2 separate regions of the Homo sapiens genome follow, and region 1 is linked to region 2. Evidence: chromatin contacts called from ENCODE Hi-C or POLR2A ChIA-PET data. All regions are on one chromosome and are shown on one strand. The core of a region is the stretch at or near the end of the contact, and the rest is flanking DNA. Distances in the headings are between cores, read along the strand shown. Region 1 overlaps SLC1A7 (solute carrier family 1 member 7). Region 2 holds the start of SCP2 (sterol carrier protein 2).

Region 1 (2,700 bases), core at 70-2,569, 180 kb after region 2:
GCTATAAATAGAGCCCAGTCATTACTTAATCTCTGTGGTGTTTTAATAAGATTCGAAAAAAAAGAGAAGGGGCCAGACCTGATTAGTGCTCTGCTTGGGTTTCTGTTTTGCGTGCTGCACTGTGAGCAGGCGCCAGCCTTCTGGAGCGGCCCCCCGGAGCCCTGGAAAATGAATTCCTGTCTTGGAGGGTCATCCAGGGACATGGCCTGTTGTGTTCCTCTGGAGTCATCTTTGAGACAAGGATGCAGATCTTTGCCCCTGTGGTGTGCCTTATGTCCCCACGCAGTGGGCTCCCACTTTCCATTTGTCCCACTTGCCCTGGTTCTCAGTTCTCTTCCTGGTCATCAGTGTTTTTGTTCAGTCTTCAGCACCTGGTAGGCACCTGTTCTGGGCCAGGGCAAGGGTCAGGAGGCCCCTGGTCCCTCACTGCCAGTGTCCCCATCTCCTTCACAGCCTCTCAGAGCATCAGGAGTGGCTGTCAGTGCACCCACTTGTCCGTCTGTCCTAAGATGGTGGGCAGCCCTGGGGTGGGGGCGTGAGGGGCATTTGTACTTGCTTCCCAGCTCCCAGCACAATGTCTTCACCCAGAGCAGCAGCTGAATACAGCGGAGCTGAATGGAAAGGAAGTGACTGTGCTCCTCCCAGGGCACCCCATCCATGCCTCTGCTCACCTTCTGTCCACTCCACCCTGCTCTAATCCATCCTTCCCAAACCCACCAGCTTCCCATTCCCAAAGCCTAACAGCCAGCCCCTCAACCTGGGCCTCCTGTCTTCAAGGTTGGGCTCTGCCCAGCCCTCCCAACCTCATCTCCCAGAACCCACCTCCAGAAGCTTTGGTTCATGCCCTGCAGCCTCCTCACTGGCTCATAGGCCTTTGTGTTTCAGAACCACAGAGCTAGACGGGATCTTGAAAATCACTGGGGAAACTGAGGCCTGGAGAGGGGAACTGGCCTGCCCAGGGCCACACAGTAACTTATTATTATCAGAGTGGAGATGAGGCCACAGGTCTCCTAGGTTCTGGTTTCCTGTCCCAGGACGCCTGTGTTCTCTCCCTGTAGCCCCGCTCTCTGACCAAGAAACGGTGAGAGCGAGGCCCAACACCCAGCTTTGCAGAACAACTTGCCTCTGGGTTGAGAGCGGGTGGGGTAGGGCTGGGGCGTGGGGGGTGCGGCTCTAAGCAGCAGGATCAGTTTTCACCACGTGAAAAGCAACCCAAGAGCAGGAAACACTCTGGAACATTTGACTGTGGCACGTGTTTCTGATCTGGAGCCCCGCAGCCCCTGAGTAAGGGCAGGCAGTGGTGAAGGAGGCAGCACCGATACCTCCTTCCACCATGTGGAGAAGCCGTTCTGAATCATAAGACCCAAGAAACCATGAATCACAGTTACCAGATCCTAGAAATAACAGATCTTACAAATGAGGTTTCTTGAAGTTCCTCTTTCCTCGTCTTTAGGATGTTCACTCTCCTAGTTCTCCTCCTGCCTCTCTGCTTGCCCCTGCTCTGTTTGCTGTGCAAAGCCCACAGTGCGGCCGTGAGCCAAGGCCCGTCCTAGGCCTCTGCACCTGCTTGCTGGGCACATTCTCCCTGGACCATTCCAGTTCCTCCTGGGGATCAGACCCCAATGCCACTGATGACCTTAAACCCCACGTGTGCATTCAGCAAACTCTGCGCACCCACTCGGTGCCAGGTGCTGTCCTAGGCTCCAGGATACAGCAGGGAACGGAGGTTAAAGAGCCAGGCTTCACAGGGCATATTACATTCCAGTGGATGTGGGAGGAAAAGAAACACGTAGATATGATCATGTTGGGTAGTAAGAAAGGCTATGAGGAGAAGTGACTCAAGAGAAGACAACAGAGAGGCAGAGCCTGGGAGGTCTCAGGAGAGGCGACACCCAGGAGAGATGTAAATGGAGTGAGGGAAGGAGCTGCATGCTTTCTGCAGGGAGGGCCACCCAGAGAGGAGGCAATGACACCCAGACAGGAAGGACAACGAGGCGGGTGGGGCTGGAGCCAGGGCAGGGAAAGGGAGAGTTGGGGCGGAGGTCAGAGTCTGATGTGTGTCAGCAAGTGCCTGTAAGCTGCGGTGCAGGCTACGACTTTGTTGCCATGTGCTGGGTTGAGAGCAGGTTTTGAAAAGGATGCCTCTGGCTGCAGTGCTGAGAACAGAGGACAGGAAGCAGAGAGGAAGCGGAGGCCAGGCCAGACACTGGAGTGGGCGGCAATGGCGGGAGTGGCAGGGGAGGTGGAAGGGCCATGGCTTGGGATTTGGTTTTCAAGGTAGAGCTCACAGAATTTGCTGAGGAACTGGCTGCAGGGTATGAGAGAATGAGAGATGTCAGACCAAGATGGGCAGGGCGAGAAAAGGGCAGATTTATGGAGAAATCAAGAGTTGAGCTTGGGCCTGTTAATTTTGAGATACCTCTAGACACTTTATGTGAGAATCTGGAACTCAGGTGAGAGTTTTCCAGGCTGGAGACTAAATTCGGAAGTGCCAGAGTCCAGAAGGTGTTCAAAGCCCTGGTATTGGATGAAGTCTTGCCAGCCAAGTAAGCAAACACAGAACAGACCCTGCCTGGATCTCTTTCTGGCTCCAGACCCTATAGGTGACAGCCACGCGATAGGAACAGCATGGCAAATATTTGATGATCCTTAGTTCATCACACACTCTAAAGGGTAAAAGAGAAGCTGAAGATCTTCCTG
Region 2 (2,700 bases), core at 178-2,677:
TGGTCTTGGTATGTTGCCCAGGCTGGAGTGCAGTGGCTATTCAGAGGTGTAATCATAGCACATTTGTAGCCTTGAATTCCCAGGCTCAAGTGATCTTTCTGCCGAAGCCTCCTGAGCAGATGGGAGGCGTGCATCACTGAGCGCAGCAATTTTACTAAGTTGGTCTAGTCCTAGCTCAGTAGTTCTTTACTTAGCACAGAGGGGGCTTCTTAGAATCTCCTAAACTTGATCTTAGCCAAATGGCCAAGAAGCAATCCTTAGAATCTTCTAGGAGAGCCTTTCTAAATGCTGATACTGCAAACCGAAAAGTATATGAAACGGATCTCAATTAATTTAGAAGTTAATTTTGCCAAGTTTAAGGACGTGCATCATCTTTGGAGACAGGTCCGTGCCTTTCTCCAAAGATGATTTTGAGGGCTTCAGTTTTTATAGGGGAAGGGGCAGATATTGGGGAAAGATGAATAAATTTTAAAAAGATGTGGGTAGATAAGAGGCAAACGGTTGCATTCTTCTGAGTCTTTGATCAACCTTCACATGTGAGGGGGGTAGAGAAATAGTCACTTATGCATTCATCTAGCTCAATGAATCTGCATTTTTACATAAGATAAAATAAACCGGGGAGCCGGGCGCGGTGGCTCACGCCTGTAATCCCAGCACTTTGGGAGGCCAAGGTGGGTAGATCACCTAAGGTCAGGAGTTCCAGACCAGCCTGGCCAACATGGCGAAACCCCATCTCTACTAAAAATACAAAAATTAGCGGGGCGTGGTGGCGCGCGCCTGTAATCCCAGATACTCGGGAGGCTGAGGCAGGAGGATTGCTTGAACCTGGGAGGCGGAGGCTGCAGTGAGCCGAGTTCGCGGCATTGCACTCCAGCCTGGGCGACAGAGCGAGACTCCGGTCTCCAATAAACATGGAAGGCTGTTTCTCCCCGGTTTGCTGGAATAAAGTCTCTGTCTTCCAAATTCCTTTTCGGAGAACTTTTGTTCACAAGATTAAAAAGGTCACGCAGCTGGTGACGGAGCCTGGGTTTTTTGATTTAGACATTGTATCCATGTGTGAGATCCTGCCCATCCCCGCTTTCTTGGTGTCCTGTGAGTTTAAATTCATGAATTCACTCTCAACTGCCACCGCTAACAGGACACAGGCCAATTCCAACACGAACCCCAACGGCTCTCCTCAGGGTCACCTTTCATGAGTCCGCTTTCCGGCCAACCCCTCCTCTCAGTCTTAGGCCCCACTGCAAGCCTACTCCCGCTCACCGTACAGAACCTAAGCACAGGATCAGAGATGGGGACAGGTTGACTCAGTCCCATGCCCAAGTCCGCAAATTAGGGATTCGGCTGCCTAAGGGCTAGAGAACGCTCCCCGCCCCACAGGACGCGCCCCACCCCGCCCCCTCCTCCTGCCCCTACGCACGCGCACTCTCACGCGCCTGTGTTGCCGCCCGCGGCCCTGGCTTCGGGCTTCAGGGAGCTCTGGTGCAGTCTCCGCCTGTCAGTGCCGGCAGTCGTCCGCGGCGCCCGCCCCGGTCCCGCACTGGTGCAGCCATGTCCTCTTCCCCGTGGGAGCCTGCGACCCTGCGCCGGGTGTTCGTGGTGGGGGTTGGCATGACCAAGGTAAACCGAGCAGCGGCCCTGCTGGCCCTCTGAGGCTCGGGGGCGGTCGGTGCCTGGGTTTCTCTGTCCCTCCGGTCTCCTAGCTTCGACTGCTCCGCGCGTGGGTCATCGGCGTGGCGACTTGGTGGCTTGTACTCTGCGGAATCTCTGGGGTCATAGCGTCTCGGGCTGGTTCCTGCGGCCTTCTGCTTCCTCCTTCCCTTTTCTTCTGGTCAGAGTTCATGAAGCAGCCCCGAGATAATCCAAGGATCTCACCTCTTTAGATTCTGAGCGGAGTCCCGAGGTGTGTGGGCTGGCTTGCCCCGGAGGGAGGCAGGTCGCGAATGCCGCCTGCTCGGCCCTCCCAGGAACAGCCCCCACAGGAGCCCTCACAGAGACAGCTCCAGATGTGGATGGCGAGGAGAAACGCTCCTGATGCCCAGCGCCTCGGCCCGAGTGGCAGATTCCGGCCTCCCTCTGTCCCTCCAGTGACTGCTTGGGACCCGGACGCCGCAGGCTCCCACGGCCGTTTTCCCCTCATCGCCCGCATGCTCCTTAATGCCAAACTGCCTTTCGTTTCTCCCCGGACGCAGTTGTCTGATGCCTCTGTTGCTTTGCTTCTGTTCTGTTTGTACCGTGTATCTTCACCTGTTAACTTTTGTGCATCCTGAAAGGATCCGTTCAGATCGGATCTTCTCCAGGACGCCTCGGATCCTCCTGACTTTCCCCTAGAGCCTTGCACTGTGCTTACCTCTGTCCTGCACTTACTGTGCTCGGCAGTACCGGGCAGTACTAAAGCTCATAGGCGTCTGCGCGCCCTCTTAGCATGGCAGCTCCTCTAGACTGGGTACCTGGCTTATTCACTGCTGTGCCCCTCGCCCTGAACGTTCCTGATGCTTGAAGACCCTCAGTGAATGTTAGTTGAACAATACTAAATGGATATGCTTTGTGAAAGAGTTCCTAGGGAGAGTTCTATTTCTGAGAAAACAGCCCTAAAATGTTTATTATTTTACCAGTGGGCTGAGCGTACCTAATTCAGTCCAACATGTAAATAGGCCGGGGCCGGTGGCTCACGCCTGTAATCCCAGCACTTTGGGAGGCCAA

What was found. Hi-C counts contacts between places; a loop is a spot of excess contacts on that map. ChIA-PET counts read pairs that join two places held with the same protein, here RNA polymerase II (POLR2A).
Region 1: a loop to region 2 is called in a map of PC-3, with 2.8 times the contacts of the local background. The contact joins the enhancer-like site here to the promoter of SCP2 in region 2. A Hi-C loop is called at or near these places in 1 of 168 maps with a recorded cell type or tissue (PC-3). POLR2A ChIA-PET finds 5 or more read pairs at or near these places in 1 of 52 experiments (Panc1).

Annotation. Positions count from the first base shown.
Region 1 is chr1:53,109,297-53,111,996 of GRCh38, forward strand. The region is part of intron 3 of SLC1A7 (solute carrier family 1 member 7); the gene reads right to left. Among named protein-coding and RNA genes, the nearest start is that of SLC1A7, 32 kb to the right of the region's middle. RefSeq lists a silencer at 1,161-1,455 and an enhancer at 1,823-2,547. Within about 2 kb of position 1,320, at least 9 of the 41 ENCODE cell types and tissues checked have a DNase peak (open chromatin) inside an H3K27ac peak, as active enhancers do; they include PC-3, where a contact is called at or near this core.
Region 2 is chr1:52,925,849-52,928,548 of GRCh38, forward strand. SCP2 (sterol carrier protein 2) reads left to right here and starts at 1,428. Exons shown (of 16, transcript NM_002979.5): 1 at 1,428-1,617. The coding sequence starts at 1,549. RefSeq lists a silencer at 1,191-1,470 and enhancers at 1,523-2,038, 1,691-1,750, 1,761-1,850.